Regions from separate parts of the Homo sapiens genome. Here all the other regions are linked to region 4. Evidence: chromatin loops called from intact Hi-C (ENCODE). Cell type or tissue: B cell. All regions are shown on one strand. Region 1 has its middle 43 kb from the start of MTHFD1. Region 2 overlaps MTHFD1 (methylenetetrahydrofolate dehydrogenase, cyclohydrolase and formyltetrahydrofolate synthetase 1). Region 3 has its middle 68 kb from the start of PLEKHG3. Region 4 overlaps ZBTB1 (zinc finger and BTB domain containing 1).

Evidence for each region. Hi-C counts contacts between places; a loop is a spot of excess contacts. Peaks named below come from ENCODE experiments on the same cell type or tissue, not always from the same donor. Only the 100,000 strongest peaks of a DNase experiment are listed, where the experiment ranks them.
Region 1: a loop joins it to region 4, with 10 times the contacts of the local background. A loop is called at or near these places in 32 of 110 quality-filtered maps.
Region 2: a loop joins it to region 4, with 14 times the contacts of the local background. A loop is called at or near these places in 22 of 110 quality-filtered maps.
Region 3: a loop joins it to region 4, with 10 times the contacts of the local background. A loop is called at or near these places in 24 of 110 quality-filtered maps.

Annotation. Positions count from the first base shown.
Region 1 is chr14:64,340,925-64,348,924 of GRCh38, reverse strand. It overlaps the pseudogene TEX21P. Among named protein-coding and RNA genes, the nearest start is that of MTHFD1, 43 kb to the left of the region's middle. In B cell, CTCF peaks have their summits at 4,421 and 4,620 (motif pointing left); a DNase peak (open chromatin) is centred at 4,584.
Region 2 is chr14:64,426,987-64,434,986 of GRCh38, reverse strand. It overlaps MTHFD1 (methylenetetrahydrofolate dehydrogenase, cyclohydrolase and formyltetrahydrofolate synthetase 1), which reads right to left. Exons shown (of 28, transcript NM_005956.4): 12 at 7,514-7,650; 13 at 4,757-4,803; 14 at 3,348-3,455; 15 at 3,126-3,200. Among named protein-coding and RNA genes, the nearest start is that of AKAP5, 35 kb to the left of the region's middle. RefSeq lists an enhancer at 4,642-4,936. In B cell, CTCF peaks have their summits at 4,594 and 4,800 (motif pointing left); a DNase peak (open chromatin) is centred at 4,796.
Region 3 is chr14:64,632,681-64,640,680 of GRCh38, reverse strand. No RefSeq gene overlaps it. Among named protein-coding and RNA genes, the nearest start is that of PLEKHG3, 68 kb to the left of the region's middle. RefSeq lists an enhancer at 7,061-7,563. In B cell, CTCF peaks have their summits at 3,593 and 3,794 (motif pointing right); DNase peaks (open chromatin) are centred at 3,810 and 7,840; H3K27ac peaks cover 150 bases; H3K27me3 peaks cover 363 bases.
Region 4 is chr14:64,508,243-64,516,242 of GRCh38, reverse strand. All of the region lies in intron 1 of ZBTB1 (zinc finger and BTB domain containing 1), which reads right to left. It overlaps HSPA2-AS1 (HSPA2 and ZBTB1 antisense RNA 1), which reads left to right. Exons shown (of 4, transcript NR_110550.1): 4 at 1,862-2,092. Among named protein-coding and RNA genes, the nearest start is that of ZBTB1, 7.5 kb to the right of the region's middle. In B cell, CTCF peaks have their summits at 4,751 and 4,953 (motif pointing right); DNase peaks (open chromatin) are centred at 4,982, 5,552 and 7,672; H3K4me3 peaks cover 336 bases; H3K27ac peaks cover 3,741 bases.

The DNA.
Region 1 (8,000 bases), 170 kb after region 4:
GGTGGGCGGATCACCTGAGGTCAGGAGTTTGCGATCAGCCTGGCCAACATGGTGAAACCCTGTCTCTACTAAAAATAAAAAAATTAGCCAGGCATGGTGACAAGCGCCTGTAATTCCAGCTACTCGGGAAGCTGAGGCTGGGGAATCACTTGAACCTAGGAGGCGGAGATTGCATTTAGCCAAGATTATGCCATTGCACTCCAGCCTGGGCCACAAGAGCGAAACTCTCAGATATTCAAAAAGAATATCTGAATATCTTTATGGCCGGGTGCAGTGGCTCACCCTTGTAATACCAGCACCTTGGATGAGCAACGCAGGAGGATCACTTGAGCCCAGGAGATTGAGGGAAAAAAAAAAAAAAAAAAAAAAAAAAAAAGCCCGGGTGTGCACACCCTGTAGTCCCAGCTACTCCAGATGTTGAGATGGGAGGATCACTTGAGCCTGGGAGGTCAAGCCTTCAGTGAGCTGTGATAACGCCACTGCATTCCAGCATGGGCGACAGAGCAAGACCCTAACTTAAAAAATAAAATAAAATAAATAATATCTTTGTGTGAGTCTTTTTTTTTTTCCCCGAGACGGAGTTTCGCTCTTTCGCCCAGGCTGGAGTGCAGTGGTGCAATCTCCGCTCACTGCAGCCTCCGCCTTCCGGTTTCAAGCGATTCTCTTGCCTCAGCCTCCTCAGTAGCTGGGATTACAGGCATCTGCCACCACGCCCAGCTAATTTTTGTATTTTTAGTAGAGACCGGGTTTCATCATGTTGGCCATGGTCTCGATCTCCTGACCTCGTGATCTGCCTTCCTCAGCCTCCCAAAATGCTGGGATTACAGGCTTGAGCCACAGTGCCCGGCCCGTGTGTGAATCTTTATCCACATATTTGATTATTTCTTTATAATACATTCCTAGAAAAGTTGAACTAATCTATGCTACTGCTTGGTGCTTATAAAATCTATTTCATTGTACTCTTGGTAGTCCTGAGTCATCACTTTTATTGTCATATTTTATTTTCTTGATTATTTTAATAATGCTTATTTATGGTGAAAAATATTTTACTTATGGAAGTATTGTTAAGCCTGCAGTGTGTTAGTCTGGAGTGGATGTGGTATTATGCTAGTGTATAATAACATCTTAAAGCACAATTTTTTACTTCAATACTGTTGATTTCTGCAAAGGAAAACTCAGGGACTAAGCATTCCCAGATAGACAAGCATAGCAAGAAGTTCAAAAAGCTAGAGAAAGACAACATGCAACAAAACAAATGTTATTGAATATTTGGCAGAATTTGCAGATTGCTACTACGCAAAGATTGGAGGAGAAAATTCAGAAACTTCAGAGACAGCTCAGTGATTTGAAATTGTCAAATAAAAATATGAAAACTCAGCTGACAAGAGTAAATGTCCTTAAAGTAAGTAAAGGAAGTGAGGCTTTCAGAAATTCACTAAAGCTTTGGTCTTTTACCATTTTAGCAGCATGCTTTTCATTGAAGCTAAAAAAATTAATATTAAAATTATTTTACATACATACAAAAGAATATATATTTAAGCATATAGAATAAAATTGGAATTCACCACTCATTTTAAGAAACAAATATTACCAATACAATTGAAACCCCCATATATCCATATATCCTCCTCCTTGTATTCTAAGTGTTATTATTACAAATCCCTTGTTTTTTGTTTTATTATTATTATTCTTTTTGAGATGGAGTCTTGCTCTGTTACCCAGACTGGAGTACAGTGGCGTGATCTTGGCTCACTGCAACCTCTGCCTTCCAGGTTCAAGTAATCCTCCCACCTCAGCCTCCCAAGTAGCTGGGAATACAGGCGCGTGCCACCATGCCCAGTTAATTTTTGTATTTTTAGTAGAAACAGGGTTTCACCATGTTGGCCAGGCTGGTCTCAAACTCCCGACCTCAAGTGATCTGCCTGCCTTGGCCTCCCAAAGTGCTGGGATTACAAGTGTGAGCTACCTCACCCAGTCTGTTTTTTGTTTTAGTTTCACTTGTGTCTCTTATTGGGGTAATAGTTAAAAGTTGTAGTCATTTTGGGGACTCTTCTTTGGACCTTCTCCATATCAAACTTCAGTTATACTATTTCAAAAATTATGCCTTAAGCCAAACAGGCACTAAATAACTGATCAACTGATATGCCAGTTTATCAGCAATATTTCTCTTACTGAAATGCCAATTATCTTCTGTATTTCTGTATTTGATTAATGTAGGGCTTTAAGACCTTTGAGGATGCAGAAAACATGTTAAGACTCTTTAAATCCCAAGTGGCCAGTTAATAAAAGTGCTAAGTAATAGTTATTGATGAGCACGATCATGGAGAAATGTCCTCTTAATTCAGAAATTTTGGAATGTTTTTCTTTTCCATATATCTCTGTCTTCATAAAAAAAGAAAGAAAAGGAAAAGAAGCAAGAGTTATCATAACTGTTATTTAGAAGAGATCTAATCCTAGTTATTTCCTTCCTTTCCCCCATCTTATATGCTGTCACAGGACAAAACAATTGAAGAGCTCAGGCAATCTTTAGCAAATGTTGAAAGGATGAAAGAGAAGGCAAATGTTGAAACGATGAAAGAGAAGGCAGTTGTGAAAACAGAAAACTTGAAAACTACATTAGACTCTGCAGAGCAAAAGGCAAGATCAGACAAAGAGAAGACCCAGCAGATGTTAGATGCTGTCACTTCTGAGCCCCCAACAGCAAAGAGCGCACCTGAAGAAGTATCAGGACAAGAACAAGAGGTTTTTTCAAAATAGTAAAATTAAAATTAATTTAGTTGAAGTGATAAACACCCACGCCTACTTAGACTGTAACTAACTTGACAAAAGGGAATATTGGCTTATGGAATCATGAGTTAAACAACCTAACCTCCAGGTGGGCGGAGATACACCTGGGCCCCAGGATCAGCACCTGGAACCTACAAGCCCTTTCTCATGGTCACTTCTTGGCATCTATGTGTCAGCTCATCTGTCTGACTGCTGGTTGGTTTTCTCCATGACAGGAAACATGATCACTGGCAACCATGGAGATTTATATGGAGTTTCTGTGACAGGAGAGAGAATCCCAAGAAAAGGTCTTATTGACCCAGTTTAGGTCAAGTGCTTATCCCTGCTAAACCCACAGTGGCTAGGGATGGGATATATGATTATTTTATATACTCTAACAAGTGACCAGGAGTGTAGAGTTCTATGACATCATGTGTCATCATGTGAAGCTCAGGGGAAACCATGTGTGTCACTTTCTGTGTCACTGTCTAGGAGAATATAGTAGTGCTTCTTAACTTGCTTAGATTTTCACTATACTTATAAAGCAAATATTTCGAGAGAATTTTTTAAAGGCCAACTGATCATCTGGGGCAATTTTTAAATTATATGTCACTTCTCCATATATTAGTTGCTTATGAAACTTATACCTTAAGATATGCTTAAAACATAAAGTCATGATATTAGCATTTTCACTTTTTTCTCTCTTTAACTTCTGTGTGTTCACTTTCTTGATTGTTTCTATTCCTCTCTTTTATTTTTTGAGACAGAGTCTCACTCTGTTGCCCAGGCTGGAGTGCAGTAGCATGCTCATGGCTCACTGCAGCCTCGACCTCCTGAGCTAAAGCAGTCCTCTCACTGCAGCCTTCCGAGTAGCTGGGGCTATAGGCGTGCCACCACCACACCTAATTTTTGTATGTTTTGTAGAGACAGGGTTTCACCATGTTGCCCAGGCTGGTCTCAAACTCCTGGGCTCAAGCAATTCTCCTGCCTTGGCTTCCCAAAGTGCTGGGATTACAGGTGTGAGCCACCGTGTCTAGTCCCTTATTTTATTTTCAGTCAAATCTGTTTTCCTTTGGTCACCTTGTAGTTCACTCTTCACTTTTTAGATGATTTAGTGTTTTCTTGCCTGAGTTCAACTCTCACATCTAGATATCTTGGACTATTCTGAATTATTACATTTCTGATTCAAAATAAAGTTTTTCCCCCCATTTTTGCAAATCCTTTAAAAATTGATATTTAATTTTTTTCAGGGGTGTTGTGTCAAATATTTGTCCTGTGTTTCACGGCTGTGTTTTTTTTTTTGTTTTTTGTTTTTTTTTTTTTGAGATGGAGTTTCGCTCTTGTCACCCAGGCTGGAGTGCAATGGCATGATCTCGGCTCACTGCAACCTCCACCTACTGGGTTCAAGTAATTCTCCTGCCTCAACCTCCTGAGTAGCTGGGATTACAGGCAGTGCTACCATGCCCGGCTAATTTTTGTATTTTTAGTAGAGATGGGGTTTCACCATGTTGGCCAGGCTGGTCTTGAACTCCTGACCTCAGGTGATCCAACTTCCTTGGCCTCCCAAAGTGTTGGGATTACACGTGTGAGCCACCATGCCCGGCCCATGGCTGTCTTTTGGGAGTATTTTTTTTTTCATCGCCTGAACAGTTTAGATGATAGTGTCTTTCTATTTTCTTCTTAAAGTAATTTTATGTGAATATAATTTGCCATTTGTCTGTATTCACTTTCAAATTCCTTGAATTGCTCTGGTCTTCAGATGTTTCTACTTTAGGGTAGCTGGAGGCAGGGCTTACTCACTAGGTTCCTTAGCTCAATACTACCCTCTTCTGTTGGCACAGTGAGTGCAGTTTCTAAAGTTTACTAGATCAAGCCTTTTTGGGAGTGAGGGTTTATATGATGTCTGATTCTGTAATACTGTCTCATTTGTATAAACATATTAATTTCCACTGTTTGCTTTTTTCTTTTCCTTTATTACCAAGCCTCCAAGGAACACAACTACCTCCCTCTCCCCTCAGAAACCTTGCCCTCTACAACTGCCATTTTTGGTCTCATGTGCTTCCAAGACCCTTGCTTTTCCTTCATTTGTCAGTGTTCTGATCCACCAGATCTCAGATTTGTTCTTGGTATTTCACCATTTATGATCTGTCTTGTTTCTGGGGGTAAGGTTGTCTGTGTTCTACACCAGTGAAAATTAGCTGCACCTTCCTCTGTAGCTGCCTCTGCTGGTTTAGAATATTTATTTCCCCACTAACATGCAAATTGAAGTTTGTGGTATTCTCTAGTTTTGCTTTAGGCATGATTTATAGGTAGTTTTTATTTGATCTCCGTGTTGATCACTATGGTTTTTGGAGGATGGGTAGAAAAATGTGTTTTTAGGGGACTGGTATTATCATTCAGCAAATCAGAAGTCCAAAACGTAATTACCTTATGGATGAAAAATAACAAAATAAGCAGCAATAAAATTAAGTTTACTCTATAAAAGTGTAAAAGCAAGAAAAAATTTAAATGCAAAGGAAATTTTAAATAGAGTTATTGTAATAGAAGAGACCATTTTTCTAGCTTAAAAATATTGTTTGAAAGTAGAATATATTACATTTAATAATGTTTAATAAGACTAAATTTCTAGTACCAATTCTTTGTACATAATACCTGGGTGACCCAAACTAATAACATATCTTGATTTCTGTAATGGTTGTTTGTAGCTTAGTGACTTTCAAGAAACTATTCTCAGCTACTCAGGAGGCTGAGGTGGAGGTTGCAGTGAGCCAAGATCACTGCACTCCAGCCTGGGCGACAGAGTGAGACTCTGTCTCAAAAAATAATAAATGAATAAAATTTAAAATTTAAAATAAAAATGGAAACTGCTCACCTTCCGAGGTAGTTTTAGATGTACCCAAGATATCCTCTGTGGGAACAAGTCAGAATCTGGACAGGCCTGTGGGACTCGATGCCTGTTTTAGAGAGCTCTTCAGCATGGGCGGGGTGAGATTATACTGGACCTTACAGAAGTACCATTTTGGAACAAAATAATTATCTTGAATATTCATTCAAGGGATAAATGAGAATCACTTTCCAAATGGCCACAGCCATGATTCCCAAACTGTGTGCCAAGGCACACTGGTGCACTGTAAGGATCTCAGCATGCCATGGAATGTTTTGATTTTATTTATATATTTATTGAGATGGAGTCTTGCTGTGTCACCCAGGCTGGAGTGCAGTGACGTAATCTCGGCTCACTGCAACCTCCGTCTCCCAGGTTCAAGCAATTCTCCTGTCTCAGCCTCCTGAGTAGCTGGGACTACAGGGGCCTGCCACCACGCCCGGCTAATTTTTGTATTTTTAGTGGAGACGGGGTTTCACCTTGTTGGTCAGGCTGGTCTCGAACTCCTGACCTCCGGTGATCCACCCACTTCAGCCTCCCAAAGTGTTGTGATTATAGGCATAAGCCACCGTGCCCAGCCTAAATATTTTGATTTTAAAGGGAAGCACTGTAATATTTGACATCTGTCAGGAAGGTACATGGATACTAGCTTCAACATTACATCACCCTTCATTCTTTTTGATGACATACCTTTGTGATAGAAACTGCCCAAGGCTTCTCAGGATTTATAAATTTGTTGCCGAGTGAACTTCAGTAGTTAGTGGTATCGCTACCAAAGAAGCTGTGCTGCAAACTTGGGGAAGGAGGCTCTTTCCCCAGATTCTAGGATCCCTGGCTGCAATGTAAGAAACTTGCTTATCCTTCCTCTCAATAATATCACCAGCCTAGCAAAAGAGGAAAAGTGAGGGACACCTTGACCAGAGCCTCCACTTGCAGCCCAGCCTGCTCAAGCTGTAAGAACCACCTTCTTATTCAGAATTTCCCCAGAGCCACGGCCCAAGGGTCATCTGCCTGCTGCAGCCTTAGCACACAGGAGCCTGGGCATGAAACAGGCAGACCCTCTCCTCCTTCCAGGACACCCTTCTCTCAGGAAATGGAGGCCCTACCAGCTCCTACAGCCAAGCTCTCCATGAAGGCCAAGGTGTTAAGGTGGGCCAGTTTCTGAAAGAGCCACTTTCTGAGCATATTAAAGAAAAATCTCTTGTAAAAACAAAGAGGGCTTAGTGTTAATGCTCCTTTATGAATTGTGTTAGTAGGAACTGATTGTTCAATCATGGGGCAGTGCAAAACGTTAGCTGTGTTAACTCTGAGCAAACAGGGGAGATCCTTCAAGGACCTGGAACACTGTTTCCTAGAAAAGCTTTTAATCATGTGTCCAAATCACTGCCACACTCTTCTTTAATGATAAGAATTGGATTTAGATTTAAGGCTTTAGATAAATGATTCTCAACCTTCAAGATGCTATGAAATGACCTAATTAAGGAATTATTTTTTCCTAGGCCTATCCAGAGATTCCAGTTCAGTTTGTGGTATGAGGCTGAAGTATGGATATTTTTTTCAAAGCTCCTTAAGTATATAAATTGATAAAATTACTTTGGAAGACTGGCAGTGTACGAGTTTTCTGTTGCTGCTGTAACAAATTATCATAAACTTTGTGGCTAAAACAGTACAAATTTATTATCTTACAGTTCTAGAGGTCCCATTGGGCTAAAATTAAAGTGTCAACAGGGTGTGTTCCTTCTGGAAAGGGGAAAATCCATTTGTTTGCCTTTTCCAACTTCTAGAGGTTACCCACATTCTTGCCTCATTGCCTCCTTCCTCCATCTTTAAAACTAGTAGGAATTGATCAGGCCCATCCAGTCTTTCTCACAGCTACTGTTCTCTGGTTCTTTATCTGATTCTACAATTTCTCTGATTCTCCTTCTCTTGCCTCCCTCTTCTCTATTTTTAAGGGTGCTTGTGATTAAGTTGGGCCCACCTGGACAATCCAGAATGCTCTCCCTATTTTAAGGCCACCTCTTGGCAAACTCTGTAAACTTAATTCTCTTTTGCCATGTAACCTAATATACTCATAGGTTCCAGGGATTAGGACAAGGATATTTTGGGGGACCCATTATTTTGCTTGCTGTAGTTAGCATCTACTAAAATTGAATACATGCATGCCTTATGAAGACGTAGTCCCACTTCTACATACATGTTAGAAGCAAATTTTTCAGTGCCACAAAATAAAAGAAAATAGCACTCGAATATAAATTTTCTCAGCAAGGCAAATTTACTCTTTCAGGAGGGTGCCCCTCGTAGGTCTGGTTGCCACGAGAGGACGCACAAACAAAGGAAAGCAGGGGGTTTT
Region 2 (8,000 bases), 81 kb after region 4:
GACTCCATCTCAAAAAAAAAAAAAAAAAAAAAAAAAAGAAAAGAGGGAGAGCTTCACGTAGTCTGCTTAGAGAGTTCAGGTCAAGGCTGCAGTGAGCCATGATTGTGCCACTGCACTACAGCCTGGGTGACAGAGCAAGACCCTGTCTCAAAAAAAAAAAAAAAACAGAATTCATCGCTCCCAGAAGCTCAAAGCCAGAGTTGTCAATTCATTGGTGCAGTTGCCGTTGCTGGATAAGTGTACTTTCAAGAGCATCTTATCTGAATTACTCCCATCCTGAAGAATGTCTAGTGATAAGTCTTGTCATGGAAACATAAGTATACATTTGAAATGTGCAAGCTGTGCAAAGCAGGAGATGTGTGAAGGACGTGAAGGGATTTCTTTTGGGGTTTTATAAAGTTGTTGGAAACAATTTTTGCTTTTGTTTTTTTGAGATGAGGTCTCATTCTGTCACTTAGGCTAGATTATAGTGGCCCAATGATAGCTCACTGCAACCTTGAACTTCTGGGTTCAAGGGATGCTCCTGCCTTAGCCTCCCGAGTAGCTGGGTATAACTACAGGTGCATGCCACCACACCTGGCTCGTTTTTAAATTTTTTTGTAGAGACGAGGTTTTGCTTCATTGCTCAGGCTGGTCTCGAACTGCTGGGCTCAAGTCATCCTCCTGCCTTGGCCTCCCAAAGTGCTGGGATTACAGGCCTTGCAAACAGTTCTTATCACAGACACGTAAGTGTAAGCCTCCTCTTCTTCATGTTTTCCCAGCCCTGTTTTTTCTGGGTCTGACAAAAGTGATTTTATCCCGATATCTGCAAATTCACATTACTCACACATGTACAAAGGTATTATTAACATGTTTGTCCCTATAACTGAGCACCAGAAGATTTCCCTAAGCCTAGACCTAAATAATCATAGTATCATAGTGACCAAGAAGTGTTGTAAAACACAAACCCAATTTTTTTTGAGACAGTCTCTGTCTGTCACCCAGGCTGGAGTGCAGTGGGGCATCCTCAGCTCACTGCAACCTCCGCCTCCCAGGTTCAAGCGATTCTCTTGTGTCAGCCTCTCGAGTAGCTGGGGCTACAGGCGTGCACCACCATGCCCAGCTAATTTTGTATTTTTAGTAGAGATGGGGTTTCTCCATGTTGGTCAGGCTGGTCTCAAACTCCCAACCTCAGGTGATCCACCTGCCTCAGCTTCCCAACGTTCTGGGATTACAGGTATGAGCCACCACGCCTGGCCTCCTCATCTCTTAAAAAAAAAAAAAAAAAAAAAATGCTGAGCTCAGTGGTTCATGCAAGTAATCCCAGCACTTTGGTATGCCAAGGTAGGCAGATTGCTTGAGCCCAGAAGCTTGAGATCAGCCTGGGCAACACGGCAAAACCCGGTCTCTACACAATATATAAAAATCTGGGCATGGTGGTACCTGGCTGTAGTCTCAGCTACCTAGTTGGGTGAGGTGGGAGAATCACTTGAGTCCTGGAGGTTGAGGCTGTAGTAAGATGTGATTGCACCACGGCACTCCAGCCTGGGTGACAGAGTAAAAGCTTTTCTCAAAAACATAAACAAACAGGCCGGGTACAGTGGCTCACGCCTGTAATCCCAGCACTTTGAGAGGCCAAGGCGGGTGGGTCACCTGAGGTCAGGAGTTCGAGACCAGCCTGGCCAACATGATGAAACCTTCTCTCTACTAAAAATACCAAAATTAGCTGGGCATGGTGGCAGGCACCTGTAACCCCAGCTATTCAGGCTGAGGCAGGAGAACTGCTTGAACCTGAGAGGTGGAGGTTGCAGTGAGCTGAGATCACACCATTGCACTCCAGCCTGGGAGATAGAGTGAGACTCTGTCTTAAACAAACAAACAAACAACCAACCAATAAATTTTTGAAAAATTAAAAAACAGAAAAACAAAAACAAAAAATCCCTTGTGGCCAGACGTGGTGGCTCACGCCAGTAATCCCAACACTTTGGGAGGCTGAGGCAGGACCATCGCTTTAGACCAGGAGTTTGAGACCAGCCTGGACAATATGGTGAGACACGGTCTCTACAAAAAAATAAAATAAAAAATTAGCCAGGTGTGGTGGTGTGTGTACCTATAGTCCCAGGTGCTCAGGAGGCTAAGATGAGAGGATTGCTTGAACCTGGAAGGTGGAAGCTATAGTGAGCTGTGATTGTGCCTCTGCACTCCAGCCGGGTTACAGAGAGAGACGCTGTCTCAAAAAAGAAAACAAAAAACAAAACAAAACACCTCTCCTTTGCTGTTCCTTTATGGTCATACCCTCCCTTCATCCATACCCTTAACATCTATTGATCTGTTCCCTAGCACTATAGTTTTCTCTTATTGAGAATATCATATAAATGGAGGCATGCAATATGCAAGCTTTTGAGACTGGCTTCTTTCACCCAGCATAATGCCACTGAAATTCATCCAAGTTGTTGCTTGTATCAATAGCTCATTTATTTTTATTGGATGGATGTACCAGTTTGTTTATTTATTCATCCAATGAAAGACATTTAGATTAGTTCCCAGTTTTTGGAAATTATTAATAGAGCTGCTAAAAACATTAATGTACAGATTTTTATGTGAACAGAGTTTTCATTTATTTTGGGTGAGATTTCTGGGTCAGGTGGTATGGTGTATGCTTACTAACTATGTATTTGTTACAGAAATTCAAATAAAATATAGATATAACTATGGTTTTAACTGTTTAACACAGACCCTTATCTATTCAGGGCAAGGCAAGTATTATTTTACAGACAAGTAAGCGGAGAAACAAGTCATTTAACAAATTTGCTTAAGGTCCCAATGATGCAAACTCCAAAGGCTGCTATGCCGCCACAGTGACATCCTGACTCTTGTTCATGTTATAAAGGAAGTGTCGTTTCTTTCTTAGCTGAGGGCAGGTTGTCAGTGTTCTATTTATTCCACACTAGCCACTTCTAATCTATAGATAAATGAGAAATAACCTCTACCATCCATCTTTGCTATGTATATCATGACTTTAAGACTATGATTACTGATGTAACTTCATCTAAAATAGGCTACTCCAAGAAGACTTTTATGTCCTAATCAATGATCAGATTCCAGATTCCATACAATATAAAAAATGTGGAAGAAAAAAAGCTTACCTTTAACCTTCGGATTTGGATGTCAGAGAACCTTCTCACTCCATTTACTGATGGCACCAAACGATTAAAGAGAGCCTTAAAGAAAAGAAAGGGGCTTTAAAATGAGAGGAGCCCCACTGCTTTGCTACCTGCATCCTCAGCACCCAAGACACCAACACTAATTCAGATGGTTCAATACTTTCAAAACTGTTCAATGGGGTTCATGGGGCTTTGGCATCCTACCTTGTCTGTCTGGGTCAGTTCATGAAATATCCGAGCATCAATGGCCGCAGCAACGAGGTTATTAGCTGCAGTGATGGCATGGATGTCACCTGTGAGGTGGAGATTAAACTACAAAAGAACAGAAGCCACATTAGTCTCCCAGCTGCTCTGTATCTTTCCAACTTTCATTCTATTGCAAAGCTCAATCCCTATTTTAAAGCCAATGGAATACTGAAGGCAGCCCAGTTAGTGGACAAACACCCAATATAGGGAGTTCTTGAAAACATAAATGACTGGCTGGGTGTGGTAGCTCACAACTATAATACCAGCACTTTGGGAGGCCGAGGCGGGCGGATCACTTCAGGCCAGGAGTTCAAGACCACCCTGGGCAACATGGCGAAACCCCATCTCTACTAAAAACATAAAAAGTAGCCAAGTGTGGTAGTGCGCACCTGTAATCCCAGCTACTTGGAAGGCTGAGGCAGGAGAACTTGGGAGGTGGAGGTTGCAGTGACCCAAGATCACACCACTACACTCCAGCCTGGGTGACAGAGTGAGACTCTGTCTTAAAAAAAAAAAAAAAAGAAAAAGAAAAAGAAAAAGAAAACATAAAAGACTAATTATCTGTCCACAGAAGAATCTCCTCCCAAATACAGAACTTGCAGTTTTTCCAAAATGAGATGTCCAGAGACCACAAATACCACACCACTGGGATCAACAGCCACACTGGGTTACTGAGGACACACCTCAAAACAGCGAGGAGGAGTGCACGGGAGCAGCACCGACTCTATGTCTATGTAATGTTCCAATTTCTGCAGTTACATAAATGAATTCTGAAATCGCTGTGTGTTGGTGCTTCCCGATACCATGCTTCATTTGGTCATTTGCTTATAATAATCATTCCCACTGAAAGCCAAAGTTTGAAACCAAGCTGTATCACAAGTCTGCAAATTAAGTTGTTTTCCCCCTAGGTGTTGCTTTTGCTGAGAAACAAGTCATTTGTCCGCTAAGAGCTCTACAAAAAAGGCTAATCTCCAGAGAGAAAAAGCTATAATAAAGAATCTAGGCTGGGTGCGGTGGCTCACGCCTATAATACCAGCACTTTGGGAGGCCGAGGTGGGCGGATCACGAGGTCAGGAGTTCAAGACCAGCTTGGCCAACACGGTGAAACCCCGTCTCTACTAAAAATACAAAATTAGCTGAGCGTGGTGGTGCATGCCTGTAATCCCAGCTACTCGGGAGGCTGACGCAGGAGAGTTGCTTGAACCTGGGAGGCAGAGGTTGCAGTGAGCCGAGATTGCGCCATTGCACTCCAGCTCTGGGCAACAGAGCAAGACTCCGTCATGGGGAAAAAAAGGGAGCTAATTCAGCACCCTCCCCCCCGACAAAAAAAGGGGGATCTAATTCAGCCAAATCCCAGAATACTTTACCTCTTCCATAGGAATGACCTGGGAGTAGCCGCCTCCTGCAGCGCCACCTAGGGGACAGGTCAAGGGTGGAAGCTCAGTTAAGCATGCTTCTCCAATGACTTAGAAATCAAATAAATGCAAATGCATTATTGTAACTACTAAGCACATTTATTTATTTATTTTTTAGAATCATTTGGACAGTTTTGATCAAGTGTTTTCTAATACTAGTCTCTCAATTGAAATCTGAGTTTAAATGACAAAACCATGAACAAATATATACCTACTCATTATCTTTAGAAATATGTTCCTTGTAATTACTGGCATTTGTTAAAACACCCAGCTGACAGTTACATAAAGGCAACCTGTTCAATTTCCTACTCTCATAAAGCTACTTTGGCTTTTAAAACAGAAATATTTAAAATACATACACCTAACAAAAAGACTATAATTTTTCCTAAATAGAGATAAATAGATTAGGCTGTTAGAAAGCAGCCTAATTGCTAGATTTTTTTGGGCTACTTGGATTACAGGTTGAGTATCCCTTATTTAAAATGCTTGGATTTGGGTTTTGGATTTGGGTTTTTGTTTTCCAGATTTTGGAATATTTTCATCATACTGATCCAGCATCCCAAATCCAGGATTTAAAATCTGAAATGATCCAATGAGCATGTCCTTTGAGCATCGTGTCAGCACTCAAAAAGTTTAGAATTTTGGAGCCTTTCAGATTTCAGGTTTCTAGATTTCTGATGCTCAATCTGTATTAGCCAAAAGCCAGTTGAAAATGTTCAGGACACCAAGCATGGCTGCTCATGCCTATAGTCCTAGCCTGGGAGATCAAGGCTGCAGTGAGTTATGATCATGCCACTGCACTCCAGCCTGAGCTGGGACTCCAGACAGAGCAAGACTCTGTCTCAAAAAAAACAAACAAACAAACAAAAAAAGTCCAGGTTACCACATTATCAGTGCAATAAATGTAAATCAGATATATATTTTTTTAGACAGAGTCTCATACTGTCTCACAGGCTGGAGGGTAATGGTCTGGGATTACAGGCACATACCACCATGCCCAGCTAATTTTTGTGTTTTTAATAGAGACGGGGTTTGCCATGTTGGCCTGGCTGGTCTCGAACTCCTGGCCTCAAGTAATCTACCACCTCACCCTCCCAAAGTGCTGGGATTTTAGGCATGAGCCACTGCACCCAGCCCAGAGATATATTAATATGTATTTTGTTTTTGTGAGGCAGAGACCGTGCAGTGAGGCAATTTGCAGTAAGAGTAAAAGGAAAATAATGGGTTCAATAAGCAGAACAAGGAATAGCTCGTGCTGAAGTTGAAAGGGGGTTAAGACAAGCTCAAGAGCAGAACAAAGTGATTACATTTATAAAATAGGTGGAAGGGTGGGCTGGGCACGGTGGCTCATGCCTATTATCCCAGCACATTGGGAGGCCAAGGTGGGCAGATCACAAGGTCAGGAGTTCAAGACCAGCCTGGCCAATATAGTGAAACCCCATCTCTACTAAAAACACAAAAATTAGCCAGGCATGGTGGCACGCACCTGTAGTCCCAGCTACTTGGGAGGCTGAGGCAGGAGAATTGCTTGAAACCAGGAGGCGGAGGTTGCAGTGAGCCAAGATCGTGCCACTGTACTCCAGCCCAGGCAACAGAGCGAGACTGTGTCTCCAAAAAAAAAAAAAAAGGTGGAAGGGTGAAGGTGTTCCCGGTGTCAACATTTGTAGTAATTGCTAGAACAAGCAAAATGTGATACCCTCACCAAGCAGAGAAAGCTAACTCTAAGAACCTATCATAATTAATAAACATTATTTTAATTAAGACAGCAGCTTGGCACGGTGGCTCATGCCTATAGTCCTACCAGTTTGGAAGGCTGAGACAGGCAGATCACTTGAGGTCAGAAGTTCAAGACCAGCCTGGCCAAAATGGTGAAACCCCGTCTCTACCAAAAATACAAAAATTAGCCAGGCATGGTCATGCGTGCCTGTAATCCCAGCTACTCGGGAGGCTGTGGCAGGAGAGTCTCTTGAACCCAGAAGGTGGAGAGGTTGCAATGAGCCGAGATCACACCACTGCATTCCAGCCTGGGCGACAGAGTGAGTGAGACCCTGTCTCAAAAAAAAAAAAAAAAAAAAAAAAACACATGTTCTTAGTACCGCAGCAATAAAAATCTGAAGGTAAAGTGCGAGTATGGTAGTAATTTAGAGCTTGAAATAGACATGGAAGAATCACTCTGGTACTTAATACAGGTGCCTTTGACCAAGCCACCTCTGAAGTCCCAGTTGCTGCTATTTTAAAATGGTGACAATACTATCTCGTACTGGATGATAGAATAATATGCAAAAACTGCTCAGCACAATATCTGGCACAAAGCATATATTCAATAAAGGTAGGCTTTTCTTATTCCCAACAAGGTGAAACATCTGTGGGGTTTGTCATTGTCTCTAGAGTGTCTGTAAGATGATCAGTAGCTATGATTACCTTTATGGTTACTGTAGCAGTGGACTATGAGGGTCAAATAAAAGCACCTCCAGCTACATATCACCCATCCCAGAGAATCCCTGTGCAGTGGCCAACAGTGACAGCAGGAGCTGGGGAGATCCAATGACAGCCTTCATCAAAAGCATGACTACAGAGGTTTGTGAGAATGACATTCCTGGTGTTGAAATGAGTTGAAGACCCCATAAGTATCATAGGTTGCGTGGGCCTGGGAGGACTGAAGGAGAAGCAGGTCCCCTGTCACCACCCATGGTCCAGTCTCACTAGTACCTTTTATTCCAAAGGTGGGGCCCTGAGAAGGCTGTCGCACACACGCAAAGACATTCTGGTAGAGATGGGCACCAAGGGCTTGCACTAGCCCGATTGTAGTTGTGCTTTTCCCTTCTCCCAGGGGTGTTGGAGTTATTCTTCAAGACGAAAGCAAAAGAGAAAAAGGTTTAAAGAATTAAGTGTATCTGAATCACTAAGTCATACCTAGCAGATCCTAGAGAATGACTCGTAATCTAAAGATTAAGAAAGACAAAGTCAGGCATAGCAGTGTATGCCTGTAGTCCCAGCTATATAGGAGGCTGAGGCAAGAGGATCACTTGAGCCCAGGAGTTCCAGGCTACAGTAAGCTATGACTGCACCACTGTACTCCAGCCTGGGCAACAGAGCAAACCCCCATCTCTTAAAGAAAAAAAAAGAAAGAAAAGACAAAGAAAAAGAAAGACAAAAGCCCTGAAAGATATCTTTTTCAAAAGTCTTAGTTGTAATT
Region 3 (8,000 bases), 120 kb before region 4:
GTCAGGAGTTTGAGACCAGCCTGGCCAACATGGTGAAACCTTGTCTCTAGCAAAAAATACAAAAATTAGCCAGACATGGTGGCGGGCACCTGTAGTCCAAGCTACTTGGGAGGCTGAGGCACAAGAATCACTTGAACCCAGGAGGCAGAGGTTGCAGTGAGACCCTGTTTAAAAAAAAAAAATTAAGAATTAACTGCTTTTTTTTTTTTCCTTGAGATGAAGTCTCTGTTGCCCAAGCTGGAGTGCAGTGGCGCAATCTTTGCTCACTGCAACCTCCACCTCCCGGGTTCAGGTGATTCTTCTGCCTCAGCCTCCCGAGTAGCTGGGACCACAGGCGCATGCCACCGTGCCCGGCTAATTTTTGTATTTTTAGTAGAGACGGGGGTTCACTATATTGGCCAAGCTGGTCTCAAACTCCTGACTCCATGAGCCGTGAGCCGTCCGCCTCGGCCTCCCAAAGTGCTGGGATTACAGGCGTGAGCCACCGCGCCTGGCCCGAATTAACTGCTTTTACAGTGATCAGATGTGCTCTTCTTTCCTATTTTTCACAGGACATAATTTATATGAGTACATACCTGCAATGCTCAGTTCAATGGATTCCTAAGTTGGGATATGCCAACACAAAGTCTCCCCCTAAAAACATGTGCACATTTTCACTGCGCGTTTTGTGTAGATTGCACCTCTGTGAACAAAGGGGAAACTTGTGTATGAATGGAGTGCTGCCTGGTTTCACATCAGGCCAGGAGGGTATCTGATGAAAACTATCAAGGGCTGAGGCTCAGGTACAATCCTGCAACAGTTTGAACGCCAAGGAACAGTCCTAGGCCCTGAGTCTCCTCACAGAGGAGCTGCATCTGGTTATGCTTCATGCCCTCCACTGCAAGTCTTGCAGAGAAAGGGAGCTGCTCAGGGGGTGGTTTCCTGGCTCTACAGAACCTTGTTCTCACTTTCTCTTACCTTCCCTCTCCCTCCCCTCCTCTTTTCTCTCTCACTGTCTTGGCAGATGTTTAGCTAAGTGAGTTTCCTATTGTGGTCCTGTCAGAGGCCTGTGAACCAGAGCAACTCTGAACAGGAGCTGGGTAAAATGAGGCTGAAACCTACTGGGCTGCATTCCCAGACGGTTAAGACATTCTAAATGACAGGATAAGGTAAAAGGGCGGCACAAAATACAGGTCATAGAGACTTTGCTGATAAAACAGGTTGCAGTAAAAAAGCTGGCCAAAACACACCAAAACCAAGATAGCCACAAGAGTGACCTCTGGTCATCCTCACTGCTACACTCTCATTAGTGCCATGACAGTTTACAAATGCCATGGCAACGTCAGGAAGTTACCCTATATGGTCTAAAAAGGGGAGGCATGAATAATCCACCCCTTGTTTAGCATATCATCAAGAAATAACTATAAAAATGGGCAGCCAGCAGCCCTCGGGGCTGCTCTGTCTATGGAGTAGTCATCTTTTTATTCCTTTACTTTCTTAATAAATTTGTTTTTGCTTTGCACTGTGGGCTGGCCCTGAATTCTTTCTTGCATGAGATCCAAGAACCCTCTCTTGGAGTCTAGATGGGGACCCCTTTCCTGTAACATCTTCTCCTCCATTCCCCCACCCCCTGCACTCCCCAGCACACAGGGCTTTGCCGTTAGATGGCCTCTCTAATTTTTGTTTTGCTTTGTTTCAATATGTTTCTTTTTTATTTGCATAAATTTAAGGGGCACAAATGCAATTTTCTTTTCTCTTTTAAAAAATAATTTCAAGTTTTATTTTAGATGCAGGGGGTACATGTGCAGGTTTGTTCCCCAGGCACATTGCATGGTGCTCAGGTTGGGGATATGATCAATCCTGTCACCCAGGCAGTGAGCATAGTACCCAATAGTTTCTCAACCCTTGCCCTTCTCCCTCCCTCCCACACTAGCAGTCTGCATTGTCTATTTTTTTTTTCTTTTTTTGGATTGGGGGGGTTTTTTGTTTTTTTTGAGACGGAATCTTGCTCTGTTGCCTAGGCTGGAGTGCAATGGCATGATCTCGGCTCACTGCAACCTCTGCCTCCTGGGTTCAAGCTATTCTCCTGCCTCAGCCTCCCAAGTAGCTGGGATTACAGGCACCCGCCATCATGCGCGGCTAATTTTTGTAGAGATGGGTTTCACCATGTTGGCCAGGGTGGTCTTGAACTCCTGACCTCAGGTGATCTGCCTGCCTCAGTCTCCCAAAATGCCGGGATTACAGGCATGAGCCACCGCACCCAGCCCCCAGTGTCTATTTTTGCCATCTCTATGTCCATGAGAGTGGAATGTTTAGCTCCCATTTATAAGTGAGAACATGCAGTATTTGCTCTTCTCTTCCTGCATTAATTCCTATGCGTTAGGATAATGGCCTCCAGCTGCAGCCATGTTGCTGCAAAGGAAATGACTTCGTTCTTTTTTATGGCTGTGACAAATGCAATTTTCTTACATGGGTATCTTGTTAGTGGTGAAGTCTGGGCTTCAATGCATTCATCACCAGAATAATGTATATCGTGCCCATTAAGTAATTTCTCATCATCCACCCTCCTCTCACTTGTTTCAATATATTAGGGGTTTTTGTTTTGTTTTGTTTTAATGTGCTGGTGAATCACATCTGAACTTTAATTAGTGGCTTACATTAAAATTCTAAGGCCAGAAGTAAACGTGCCCAGACACATTGGCCTTCCGGGGTTCAAGAAAAAAAGAAATCCTCACAGCCTTTATCTCCTCTCCTCCACGTGTCAGCTGTAGTTTTTCTGGTCAGCACATTCTGGTCAGAGTTCTTGGTGTATGTTGCAATGTGTGTGTGCTTTTTTGGTTTCTTTTTTTGTTTTTCGAGAAAATGAGAATGGTAGAGCAGGATGACCCTGCATAACAGAGTGGGTAGGGCTGGCATAGCCCATTTCCATCATCATAGAATATTCCCATGATCTATGCCTCACTTAGGACCGAACCCTAGCCAAAGAGAACAAAGAGGCTTATCTAAAATACACTCCCTGACCAAATATTAGGTTAATAATGGGTTAATATTACCATCTTCTTAGATTATATAGTATTTTAGAACCAAATTAAGAATAATAAAACCAGGTGCCATGGCTCATGTCTGTAATCCCAGCACTTTGGGAGGGCAAGGCAGATGATAGCTTGAACCCAGGAGTTGGAGACCAGCCTGGGCAACATGGCGACACCCCGTTTTTACAAAAAATACAAAAATTAGCGAGGCACGATTTAGTCCCAGCTACTCAAGAGGCTAAAGTGGGAGGATTAATTGAGCCTGGGAATTCAAGACTCCAGTGAGCTATAATTGTGCCACTGCACTCCAGCCTGGGCAACAGAATGAGACCGTGTCAAAAAATAAAAAAGAATAAGAGCTACTATTAATATTTATTGAGCATTTACTATGTGCCAAGATTTTTGGATCCTTAAAATAATTCTGTGTGGTAGATATAACTACTAAATTGAAGGTTGCCCCATGTCCCGTAGCTGATAAGGCTGAAGCTATTAAAGGACAGTTCTGCTTATCTAATCTAGTGCTATTTGGCTGTATTCATTTCTATGGAGGCAATAAAATTGTAGGACAAAATAGATTATTTCAGGAGGCAAGTATTGAAATTTTCACTTAATCCAGTTCTCTTCAAGGTAAAAAACAAGGTCTAGCTGATTATCTCTATATTCTGGTCAGCTGAGTAACTCCTTCCTGGGGCCAGTGGCAAAGCCTGCCACAGATCTCGGAACCTGCAACTGAGGGGAAGGTTTGGAACTGGGTTTGGCGGGCGGAGTTCACTGACATTCTCAAAAGGCCCAGCAGGTGGCAGTGTTTCTCACTCCGCCAGAGCCCACGAGGGCCTCCAACAGGTCGCCCTAGAGACGTGAAGACAAACGTGGGGGCAGAAAGACCATGCCTGTGTTGTAATTTTCAAAACTTCGTCTTTTTATACATTTTATTTTTAAAACATTTTAGTAAAAATAAACAGAGTAGGCTTTAGTAGAAATAGGAGCAGGCACCTCCTTCCCTGCGCATCACCAGCTGCTCTCGGCTGCCCAAGCCCCTCACTGTGATGCTTACCACAGATCTGTCCTTCCAGAAACACCTCCAGGAGGATTATTTCCAATCCCCAGCTTCAACCGCCTGTCCTGCCACCCTCGTCACCCACCTGCCAGTTTGCTGCCCCACTTCCTGGAAGGCCAGCTCTGTGCAAATCTGGTGAGCCGACTCCAGTGGCTCAGCTCAGCTGTGATTCCCCCGGAACCCAGCACACCTCCAGGGAGACCGTGAGAGAGGCCATCTGAGGATAGCGCTGGTACCCACACGAGTAACTACAGGTGGCGGCTGTTTGCTGACATTTCAGGCCCAATAGAGGCTTTGCCAGGTTTATGCCTGCACCTCCAGTAGGGAGCTACTGCAGGTTCAGCTGCAAGCAGCAGTGAGAAGTGTCTCCTCCCACCCACAGCCTTCACATAAGTACTTCTACCATCTGCCGTACAGCCTGAAGTCCCAGGTTTGGGGATGGGTGACACACATCTTTTCAAGTTAAAAAAAATTTTTTTTGTTTTTGTTTCTTTGTGGAGACAGGGTCTATGTTGCTCAGGCTCCTGGACTCAAGCCATCTCCCACCCTGGCCTCCCCAAGTGCTGGGATTATAGGCCTGAGCCACCACACCTGGCCTCATACACTCCTTTTGATTTTGAGGATGGTCAGATTTTCAAGAGCTTCATATAAAAAACGTGAATGTATCATGATTGGGGAGTTCGCATCAAATCCAGATGCAAATACTATGGAAGTGGAGGGGAGATGGTTCAAAATAAACATGGTAAGAAGCTCATTGGTGCTGGGCACGGTGGCTCAGATCTGTAATCCCAGAACTTTGGGAGACCGCGGCAGGTGGATCGCTTGAGGTCAAGAGTTTGAGACCAGCCTGGACAACATGGTGAAACCCCCGTCTCTACTAAAAATACAAAAATTAGCCGGGCATAGTGGTGGGCGCCTGTAATCCCAGCAACTCTGGAGGCTGAAGTAGAGAATCACTTGAACCTGGGAGGTGGAGGTTGCAGTGAGCCAAGGTTGTGCCATTGCACTCCAGCCTGGGTGACAGAGTGAGACTCCATCTCAAAACAAAACACAAAAAAACTCATTGGTAATTTTCCTAATGATTGTCGTTTCTTATGCAAAAATTGTATTAATTTTAAAGTTAATTAAAAAGTCAAACATTCCTAAAAAGTTTTTTTTTTTTAAACAGACCACTTTAACCCCTCCAAGATTTGGTTGGAGGGGCAGGCATCAGGCAGGTAGGAGATGCTAGGAAATTTGAGGGGAAACTTTTATTAAGTCTGTCCTTTGCCTATTGGCTAACTTTAATGGGGATTGCTAAATGCCTACTGTGTGCCATGCGATATGATAGACACTATGTATAGATTGTATTATTTAGTATTGGGCCATTTTATGGACAGGAAACCAAGGCTTAGCACAGTCAACTTGTCCAAAGTCAGCTAACTTACAAGCAGTAGCCAGGATTCAAGAACTTTCTGCTTTTCTACTTGACCACACTGCAACATAACCAACATAACAAATCTAAGGTAAGTGACTAGTTGCTGGAAATCCCCCAGTCTTTGTCCGAGGTCTTTATTGAAATGCAAGGACAGAATTATAGTTAATTCCTCTGACTTCCTGGGTTCTCAAATGCTCCCATGTGGGAAATGCTATACGTACAAGGATGTCCTATGACTGTACCTACAATCAGGACTGGTGTTCAGACATGGGGACTTCCATGTGGACTAGCAATGCCATATGCTATTCAAAAGGGGGATTTGCTCAGCCCATGGGAAACACAGTGAAGCCCTGATTCCGACTGCATGTCCTTTTTTATTCCCAACACACAGAACTCAGTACTCTTTGCCCTGTTCCCTGTGCACCTCCTGGTGGCTCTTCCTTCCCGCTCTCCTTCCTGAGAAAGTCTGTTTTGCTCTCAGGCCTTAGCAATCAGGGCCAGCCCATTGTATTTGGTTTCCATGGAATGGAATTTATATTCTTGAATATATTGAAGGGGTATATTTTTCTTTCCACTTAAATCATGATGCTCTGTGGCTCTCCACTCATTTAATCAACAGGTTTCTATGCTTCAGGGAAAGAGAGATACTGTTGGGAACAACCAGTTCACTGCTTAGTTTTGGTTGCCAAATTCATTTTTTTTAATCCCTTGCAAGACAATAGTAGTGAAAAATTGTCTCTAAAGTGGGGTGTGCCCAAGACAGCACAATGGGGACAGAAAGCAAATATTAGAATTGTTATTTTCATTTTTTACCTTATCTTTTAAAATGTCCATTTTGGGATGTATGTGTTATAACGCATGTAATATATTAATACAGTGTTACATGTATATCTACCATATACAGATATACATGTTACCATATATACATATATAACCAAGTATATATTAATATATATGGCATACACAAATATATTAAATATACATTTATGTATGTGCTTAAGTTTTTTTTGTTGTTAGGAATGCATGATCAAAAAATTAAGGCCACTACTCTTGAAAGGAAGACTTGGTTTTGAGTAGATAATTTTTTTTCTAAATTCTAAAAAGTTCACTTTAACGATCAAAAGTATAGCTTAGAGTTCTATGTTGACTTCTACTACGAGCCTTAGGTAGAGATAACTTAAGCACCCACTCATCTGGGGGAAAATAGACTGTATCTCCAGTGTGGGAAGCTGAGGGAGAGAGAAGGTAGAAGGCAAATAGTGTATGTGGGGCAGGGAAGGGGAGCAGGTCCCACTCCCCACTTGGGTAGGTTTAGAAGGCTCCTGTTGGGTAAGTTTAGGAAACTCCAGAACAGTGGGGCTGTTTTTTCTTTCCTCAAGTGTCTTAGGGAAGGTCCGGGTCCAACATGGGCCCCCCAGGCTGAAGGTGGGCTGCCGGACAGCCTCACAGAGCCCTGAGCCCTGCAAGGTGAATGTAGAGGCAGCTGGGGGGCCCAAAGCCCTAAGGGGTTGAGTCCTTAGAACCAGTGGATTCCAGAAGGTTGGGGGAGAATGAGACGCCACAAAATGCAAAAACCAAATGACCAGAGGAAACACAGATGTAGGGGCTAAAAGGGCCAGGTGGGACCAGCTTCACTTGAGCAAGCCAGTGGCAGGCATAGGATGGTGGGGGCCCAGCCCGGCCCAGCCACCCTACAGTGAAGACAGGGAAGGATGTGGCAGACGGCCTCCGGGCCTCCACCCCCACAAGGACACGAGCACATGCCTTCCCATCCTGATGCTTCTGTAGCCGCATACCATCTGCTATGGGCTGAACTGTGCCCAGCCCCATTCCTATGTTGAAATCCTAACCTCCAGTGCCTCAGAAGGTGACCTTATGTGGAAACAGAGTGGTTGCAGATATAATTAGTTAAGATGAGGTCATACTGAAGTAGGGTGAGCCCCTGATCCAACATAATTTGTGTCCTTATAAAAAGGGGAAGTCGGCCGGGCGCGGTGGCTCACGCCTGTAATCCCAGCACTTTGGGAGGCCGAGGCGGGTGGATCATGAGGTCAGGAGATCGAGACCATCCTGGCTAACAAGGTGAAACCCCGTCTCTACTAAAAATACAAAAAATTAGCCGGGCGCGGTGGCGGGCGCCTGTAGTCCCAGCTACTCGGGAGGCTGAGGCAGGAGAATGGCGTGAACCCGGGAAGCGGAGCTTGCTGTGAGCCGAGATTGCGCCACTGCAGTCCGCAGTCCGGCCTGGGCGACAGAGCGAGACTCTGTCTCAAAAAAAAAAAAAAAAAAAAAAAAAAAAGGGAAGTCAGAGACAGATGCACACAGGAAGGACACCATGTGAAGAGACACAGGAGGAAGACAGCCAGCTACAAGCCAAGGACAAAGGCCTGGGACAGATCCTTCCCTCAGAAGGGACCAACCCTGCCAACACCTTAAACTCAGATTTCCAGCCTCCAGAAGTGAGAGACAATAAATTCCTATTGTGTAAACCATTCCATCTGTGGCACTTTATTAC
Region 4 (8,000 bases):
ACTCTGTTACCCAGGCTGGCATGCCATCATAGCTCAGAATGTCCTCAATAGCATTCTGTTCCTGCTTTAATATGGGTACTCATTCTCCAAGCAATCCTTCCACCTCACACCTTCTGAATAGCTAGCACTACAGGCATACGCCACCATGACTGGCTAATTTTTGTATATTTTTTGTAGTGATGAGGTCTTGCTATGTTGCCCAGGCTGGTCTCGAATTCCTGGGCTCAAGCAATCCTCCCACCTCAGCCTCCCAAAGTGCTGAGATTACAGGTATAAACCACTGTGCCTAGCCCAGAAAAGCTTTAAGAAGGATTACTACACCAAAAACAGGTAGAGGAGTATGCGGCAGGGGAGGAGGGATCTAAATTCCTGTGAGACTTTTAGCTTATCTCTTGAAGATAATTTTTTCATTAAAAATTTTTGAGGCCGGGCACCGTGGCTCACGCCTGTAATCCCAGCACTTTGGGAGGCGGAGGCGGGTGGATCACAAGGTCAGGAAATCGAGCCATCCTGGCTAACACAGTGAAACCCTGTCTCTACTAAAAATACAAAAAATTAGCCGGGCGTGGTGGCAGGCACCTGTATTCCCAGCTACTTGGGAGGCTGAGGCGGGAGAATGGCGGGAACTCGGGAGGCGGAGCTTACAGTGAGCCAAGACTGTGCCACTGCACTCCAGCCTGGGCGACAGAGCAAGACTCCATCTCAAAAAAAAAAAAAAAAAATTATGAGGCATTCACTTTCATTAAATTATAATTTCACTCAAATTCCAAGAGGAGTTTGCTCTTTTTTCATTTTTTTGACCTCTTTATTAATGCTGCCAAAAAAAGTTAATGAACTTTATGTTCTAGTAAAGCCTATAAAAGGTTTTAAGTAAATGGACAGCTTGTATTTCAGCTGTTCTTGTTTTTACGACTGAAATCTGTGATTGCTTTTGTTTGTACTACTAGCTGCATCACTGGTAGGACAAGTTTAGCACAACTAGAAGTCAAGGGCTCAGGTCTGAGAGCAGAACCTCCAATGTGACTCAAAGGACTTAATGTCATTTGGATAAGGAAAACAAGCTATATAATGCCAAGAGTTACACTAAGGCTAGAAGGATACCCACTGTGCAGAACTCTAGCAAGAATTAAGGAGTTAGGTGATCCAAAAAGTTTTATACTGGATTTTTAAAATTTTAGTCTGAAAAAGTTTAACGGCTCATCTCAAGTTTAAAAACAGTCACCAAGCACATTAAGCATATTAAGTAATTTAATCATACATTTTTAGAGCTTAGAGAGATCTAATCTAGTCTAACATTCTTATTCCATAGAAGGCAAAGATACATGGTTTTTAATGTATCAGGGTATAGTTAACTGTGCTGAAGCACATACTAGGACTAAGGACTCCTGACCACCCAGATAGTAATAACCTCTATATATGGCACTTCCTTGGTACTATACAGTATGGTCTTCCGGAAAGAACACTAAACAAGGACAGGGCATGAGTCCTTAATACAGGGTTTGTTGGTTGGATGCTATTGAGCAAGTGATTACCCCAATCTGAATTCTTTATCTGTAATGTGGCTTTATCCATACATGTCAATCTAGTCTTATTCAATAGATGTGTTCCCTAAGTTATACTGTGTAAGCTATTTCAGTAAATTTCTCACTGACATAGTAAGATTTCAGAAATATTTTTCCTCCATTGCTAGATCTCTCAAATTGGAAATAACAGTTTTGCTGGAAGTTTCTCTTGCTCCAGCCTTGGTAAATGATAATTTAAGGGTCTATAAATAAGCATATCCAATGAATAAAGAAGTAACTTAAAGGAATTTTAAAGTGTTTCTGTGAGGCAAATAATCACCCTCTAAATTGTGTCACAGACTTGCAGCACCAATGAGGCATTTGAAGATGATTCGCTTAGCCTCAGTGAAAGTCTAGAGAGCCTAGCATCACAGTCCCAATTCAGCACCCCAATCTCTGACTTACAATTACCTCTGGATCTCAAGGAAGATTTATGTATATATGTTTCCTTTTACCTATTTCTATGTCTTATAGGTTGAATGTATGTATGCATATGGATTTGAGGATTACAGAGTATTTTAAAAGTCTAAAATGTAATGAAAGGATTCTTACATTTTAACATCAGAATATCAGAATCTATTGAATACTCATAATGTTCCTAACACTGGATAGAGCATTGAAATGGAGGGTGGAGAAGGATGGTGTACAATAGAGATAACTGTATATGAGGGATTAAATTTGAAACCAAGAAACAATTTGAGGAGTTTAATAAACTATATTGAGGCCGGTGCGGTGGCTCATACCTGTAATCCCAGCACTTTGGGAGGCTGAGGTGGGTGGATCACCTGAGGTCAGGAGTTCAAGACCAGCCTGACCAACATGGTGAAACTCTGTCTCTACAAAAATACAAAAATCAGCCGGGCATGATAGTGGATGCCTGTAATCCCAGCTACTTGGGGGGCTGAGGCAGGAGAATCGCTTGAACCTGGAGGCAGAGGTTGCAGTGAACTGAGATTGAGCCACTGCACTCCAGCCTGGGCAACAGAGCAAGACTCCATCTCAAACATAAAAATAAAAATAAAAATAAACTATATTGAATAAAGTTCAGCAAGAGTTTAGAAGAAAAGCGTTAATTATACCAAAATAGTAGGCTTTAGGAAGGATGTAGGATTTGAGTAAAGCCTTGATGAATGAGTAGGATAAACAGAAAGCAAGGGTGAGGCATTTCGAGTATTTATATAGATGTGTATGTAAATAATTGAGGAGGGTACACAGCAGCTTGGCTGGAAATGTAACAGGACAGAAGGTAGATTTGCTTTACTGGACTGGTAGATGAAGGTTATCAAAGTAGAGTAAATGACAACTGTAATACAATAATAATATGAATAGCTAACATTTGTTATGTCTCACTATATGCCAGGCTCTATTCCAGGCAGATGTATAGGGAGATGTATATATATCTCTCACAGATACATTACACATATACACATATGGATATATATGGATATATGCAATATATATGTGTGAGATATGCACACATATATTGCATATATACATGTATGTATATACATGTATGTGTGTATGTGTGCATATCTGTGTATGTATCCATATATAGGTATCATTTTATGTGTATGTATGCATATATAAGTATCATTTTAGCATTTAATCCTCGTAACAAACCCTACAAAGTAGATGCTGCTATAAGACTCATTTTCAAGATTAAATAACAGAGGCATACAGTGTTATATAACCTTTGTAATATCACAAAGAGAGGACTTCATGGGATTAGAACACAGGCAATATGACTCTAAGCCCAAGATCATGACCTTAAAGATTCTGCCATCTATAAAAATAATGTCACATTGGCAAAATTCTTTCCTAGAATACCATCTTGCAGGGTATAGGGTCCAATCTCTATTACATTCTCTAGGTTTCTCCTTGAAACTTCCAGGAATAACCAGTTGTAGAGGCTCCCAAAGATAAGAGGTTTTATTTCAACGCACTTAAGTGACAAACACGATCAAGTTTAGAAAATTTTATGCACTATCTGCACTGGTGGCTGTGCATTAGACTCCAAATTCAGTACTTAGTACAGGAAGTTCTGCAATTATAACTGGGTTATATCCTAAAACTTTATTTTTAATTTATTTGGAACTTGAAACACATATTCCCATAGAAACAATAATATAAATGGTGGCTTAGTTTTATACCCACACCCTAAAGACATAATGGAGCTATATATTAAGCCTAACAGTGCAGTAGTATTACTTGTATCATTAGCACTGACAAGAGATCCAAGGAGCAGTGTGATACAGCAATGCCTACTGTACTGAAGCCTCAAAGACAGGGACAAGGCTTAATGGCCTTTGTTTTCCTTGTGCCTAGCACACTCTTCCCACATAGTTGACACTTAATATGTGCTTGTCAAGTGAAGGAATTAAAAAAGAAGCCAGAGAGCATATACTGTTTGTTTGAATACAAACTCTACCACTAGTTTAGCTATGCGGGAACTTCTTTAAGCCCAATTTTCTCATCTATAAAATTGGGATAATCATACTTCTCAGAGGACTCTTAAATAAATTAGAGATGACAAATGTTCCTTTGCCTTTTCAATCCAAGCACAGTACAATTTAAAAAAAATTAATGTCATAATTACAGTTTATAGAATTTTATGAAATGATCAAGTTCAACCCACTGCTTTATAGATCAAAAAGCAAACTGAGGCCCTAAGAGGTTAAGTGGTATGTTCAAAGTCACATTTAGTTTTAGTGGCTGTCAGGATAAGACCTTGGTCTCCTCAATCCTGGTCTAGGGCTCTTCATACTACTCTAACTGCAGCCTACACATATAGCATCACCCGGCTGGCTGTTTTCTCCTCTGAAACAATTATGTTTTGCTGAAACATAGTAGTTGTTCAAATTTGCAAGGGTTTGCACCTACACAAAATGGCCTCAGACTGTTATGCTTTTGGAGATTGGGCTTTGTTGGCTAGTTAGTATTTTTCTGTCTCTTTACTTGCAAGCCAACAACTGTCACTTCTGAAAGGTGTGCTGATCTCCTGTGGCCCACCATTTCAATCTCTTCTTGGCTGTGAAATTAGACAAAAACTCATTGAAAATTGAATCTACATATCCATTCATCCTAAAGAGGGAGCACAACATCTTCTGAAGATCTAGGGAAATGCTCATAAGATGTAAAGTTTTAATTCCTGAATTTTGCTGACAGGCGATCATATTTCCTTCCTCTTTTGCATCAGGCCAAGGCACTGGATAGCTGAGGTTGCCAACCAAATAACTTACAAATAAGTGAGATGTTCCTGTAGTTCAGTTGCATTATATTCTAAGAAATGAACTTACCCACACAGAAAGCAGAAGGAACACAGTGGCTTCTGGAATATTCCTCTCTCCCTCTCCAGAAGCAGAGGAGGAAAAGTACATTTTAATCCATTCATCCTAACGAGACAGCACAGCATCTTCTGACCACCAGAGGGCACTGTGTAAACAGTAGGCTTTTCTCAGCTAAAAACGCTTCACCAGGAAATCCCTTATTGCACATGGCATTCATATTCTTAGGGTTCGTTTTGTAGGACTTCTATTTCAAAGTACTAATTCTGTGGACTCAGATTTTGTCTGGAACCCACTTAAAAATGCCCCTCCCTGTATTTTGTCTCAGCTGCCACCACTATGTACCAATCACCTAGACTACTTGGGAGCTACCTATAACTTCTCCCTCATAATCAACCATTAAGTGTTGCCAATTTTCCCATTAAATATTTCTCAAATCTGCCCATCTACTCCATCCCTACCTTTCCTGCTCTTGCAAGGCCTCTGTTATCACTCCTGAGTTATTAAAATAGGCTCAACCAGTCTCTCAAATCCTTCACTCTCAGGTAATCTTTTTCTTCCCAGAGCAATGCTGTTTTGAAGATGATTCATGAAGAAGAAAAATCATATCACACTATTCTACCATGGTTCCCCTCACATATCTTCAGACTAAAGTATAAAATCATTATTGAGGCATACAAAGCCCTCCATGCCCACCCATCTAGTCTTACATGTTTAGTTACTGCCTGCTTCAAACTTCATGTTCAAGCAACATAAAACTGCTCATCACCACCTTCACCCTCCTCCACACACATCCAGTATACTTCATAAATTTCTTACTTCCCCTGCAGTTTTACTCATGCCGATTGGTTCTTTGGGTCTGAACCTCCCAGATATCATTTAAAAATCAGTTTATCACCTCCTGCAGAAAGCCTCTGTAACACCTTCCTCTCCCACTATTTTAGGTTTTGATCTCATTGTGTATTACCTCTTTATTTTGCACTTTTTACACTGTATTTTAATAATCAGAACAGCTACATAAAGTAGGTGTTAAAGCACAAACTAACCAGACTGCCTGGGTTTAAATTCTGGCTCTGCCACTTATTAAGTGTGTGACCTTGAGAAGGTTGCTTAGTCAATTTGTGCTTCAATTCTCTAAGAAGGGATGGTAATCCTTTCTACCTCTGAAGAATTATTGTTAAGTATATCTCTCATGGAGTAAGTGCTAAATAAGAATTGGTTATAATTATGTGTTGGTCTCCCCCATGAGATTGTGAGCAACTTTAAGGCGAGGACTTTGGCTTTTTCATTTCTCTGGAATATTAAGTATTCAGTAAGTGTTACTGAATGAATAACTGGTGAGACAGCTCTATGATGATGGGAGGGATTACCCAGTTTCCTTCTTTGAGCAGATCCTACACTTTTTTTTTTTTTTTTAATTGAGACGGAGTCTCGCTCTGTCACCCAGGCTGGAGTGCAGTGGCACAATCTCGGCTCACTGCAAGCTCCGCCTCCCAGGTTCACGCCATTCTCCTGCCTCAGCCTCCAGAGTAGCTGGGACTACAGGCGCCCACCACCACGCCCGGCCAATTTTTTTTTTTTGTATTTTTAGTAGAGACGGGGTTTCACCATGTTAGCCAGGATGGTCTCAATCTCCTGACCTCGTGATCCGCCTGCCTTGGCCTCCCAAAGTGCTGGGATTACAAGCGTGAGCCACCACACACCCGGCCAGATCCTACACATTTTAAAAAAAATTGTATTGTTTCCAATTTTGTGGCTCCAGTTTTGTTTAATTCAAACCAAAATCCTGAAAACATCACAATCATATAATTGAAATTCAACAAAATGAAACCAATTTTAAAAAATCATAAAATGCATGTTCATTCTAAGAAACTTAACTCCATTTTTAAGCTTTAAGATTCCCCCGATCCCAAATAACCTAACACACCAAAAGCCTTGCCATTTCACACATGCTGTTCCTTTGCTTAGAACCTTTTCAATGTCTAGCTCACTCTGTTTGGGACTTCTTTTTTCTTTTCTTTTTTTTGAGACAGGGTCTGGCTCTGTCATCCAGGCTGGAGTGCAATGGGGCAATTTCGGCTCACTGCAACCTCCGCCCTTCCAGGCTCAAGCGTTCCTCCCACCTCAGTCTCTCGAATAGCTGGGACTACAGGCATGCGGCACCACGCCCAGCTAACTTTTGTATTGTTTGTAGAGACAGGGTTTCGCCATGTTGGCCAGGCTGGTCTCAAACTCCTGAGATCAAACAATCCGCCTGCCTAGGCCTCCCAAGGTGCTGGGATTACAGGTGAGAGACATTGTGCCTGGCCTCTTTGGGAAGTTTTTTCTGATCTTAGGGTGAGGCAGATGCCTCTTCTGTGCTGCCAAAACAGCCTATACATACAACAATATGGTACCAATAATGCATCATCCCAACTGTGATGCTCTGTTACCACACTTAAGGCAGATATTGCAATTATTTGGCTCCCCTGCTTTACTGCAAGCTCCTTGACATCAGGGCAGTATCTCAGTCATTACTGAATGTCTGACATTTAGTTGATACTTGATGAGTTTTTGAATGAATAAATGTTTAAACAGGTAAGTTTTATTTTGCTTATCAATTTTTTGTTTATTTCAATCATGGCAACTTTTATATAGTGGTTGGAAATTAAAATTAAAATTAAAATTTAAAGCATTTTCCCATACATTATACAACTGATCTCACAACCACCCTGAGATAGGTATTTTTATTATCCTCATTTTGCAAATGAAGAAACAGGTTCAGTGGCTGACTTCCCCAAAACTGCTTATCTTGTAAGTAGAAGCTGAGACTCTTGATTCAAAGCCCTAAGTTTCAGTTTGTGTAAACCAGACAACACTCTTCTGAATATGACTATTAGCTGAAGTGCCCCTTTGGAACATTCTAAGCCTCCTAGAGTCACCTTTTTCATGAATCTAAAAGCTCTCATCATTCTCTTACTGCTCCATCTTGCAGGAAGAATGTCCAGTCCCTTCCCTAAATCCCCTTCCATCTGCTAACTCCCCACTGTCCACCAGAGCATGCCTCTTCTAATACTTCAGATTCAAAGTGGGGATGGAACTCATCTCTAAAAACGACTGCATGCATCTCATATAGACAAAAGAAAATCTGGTTAATTCTTTAATCTTCAAATTT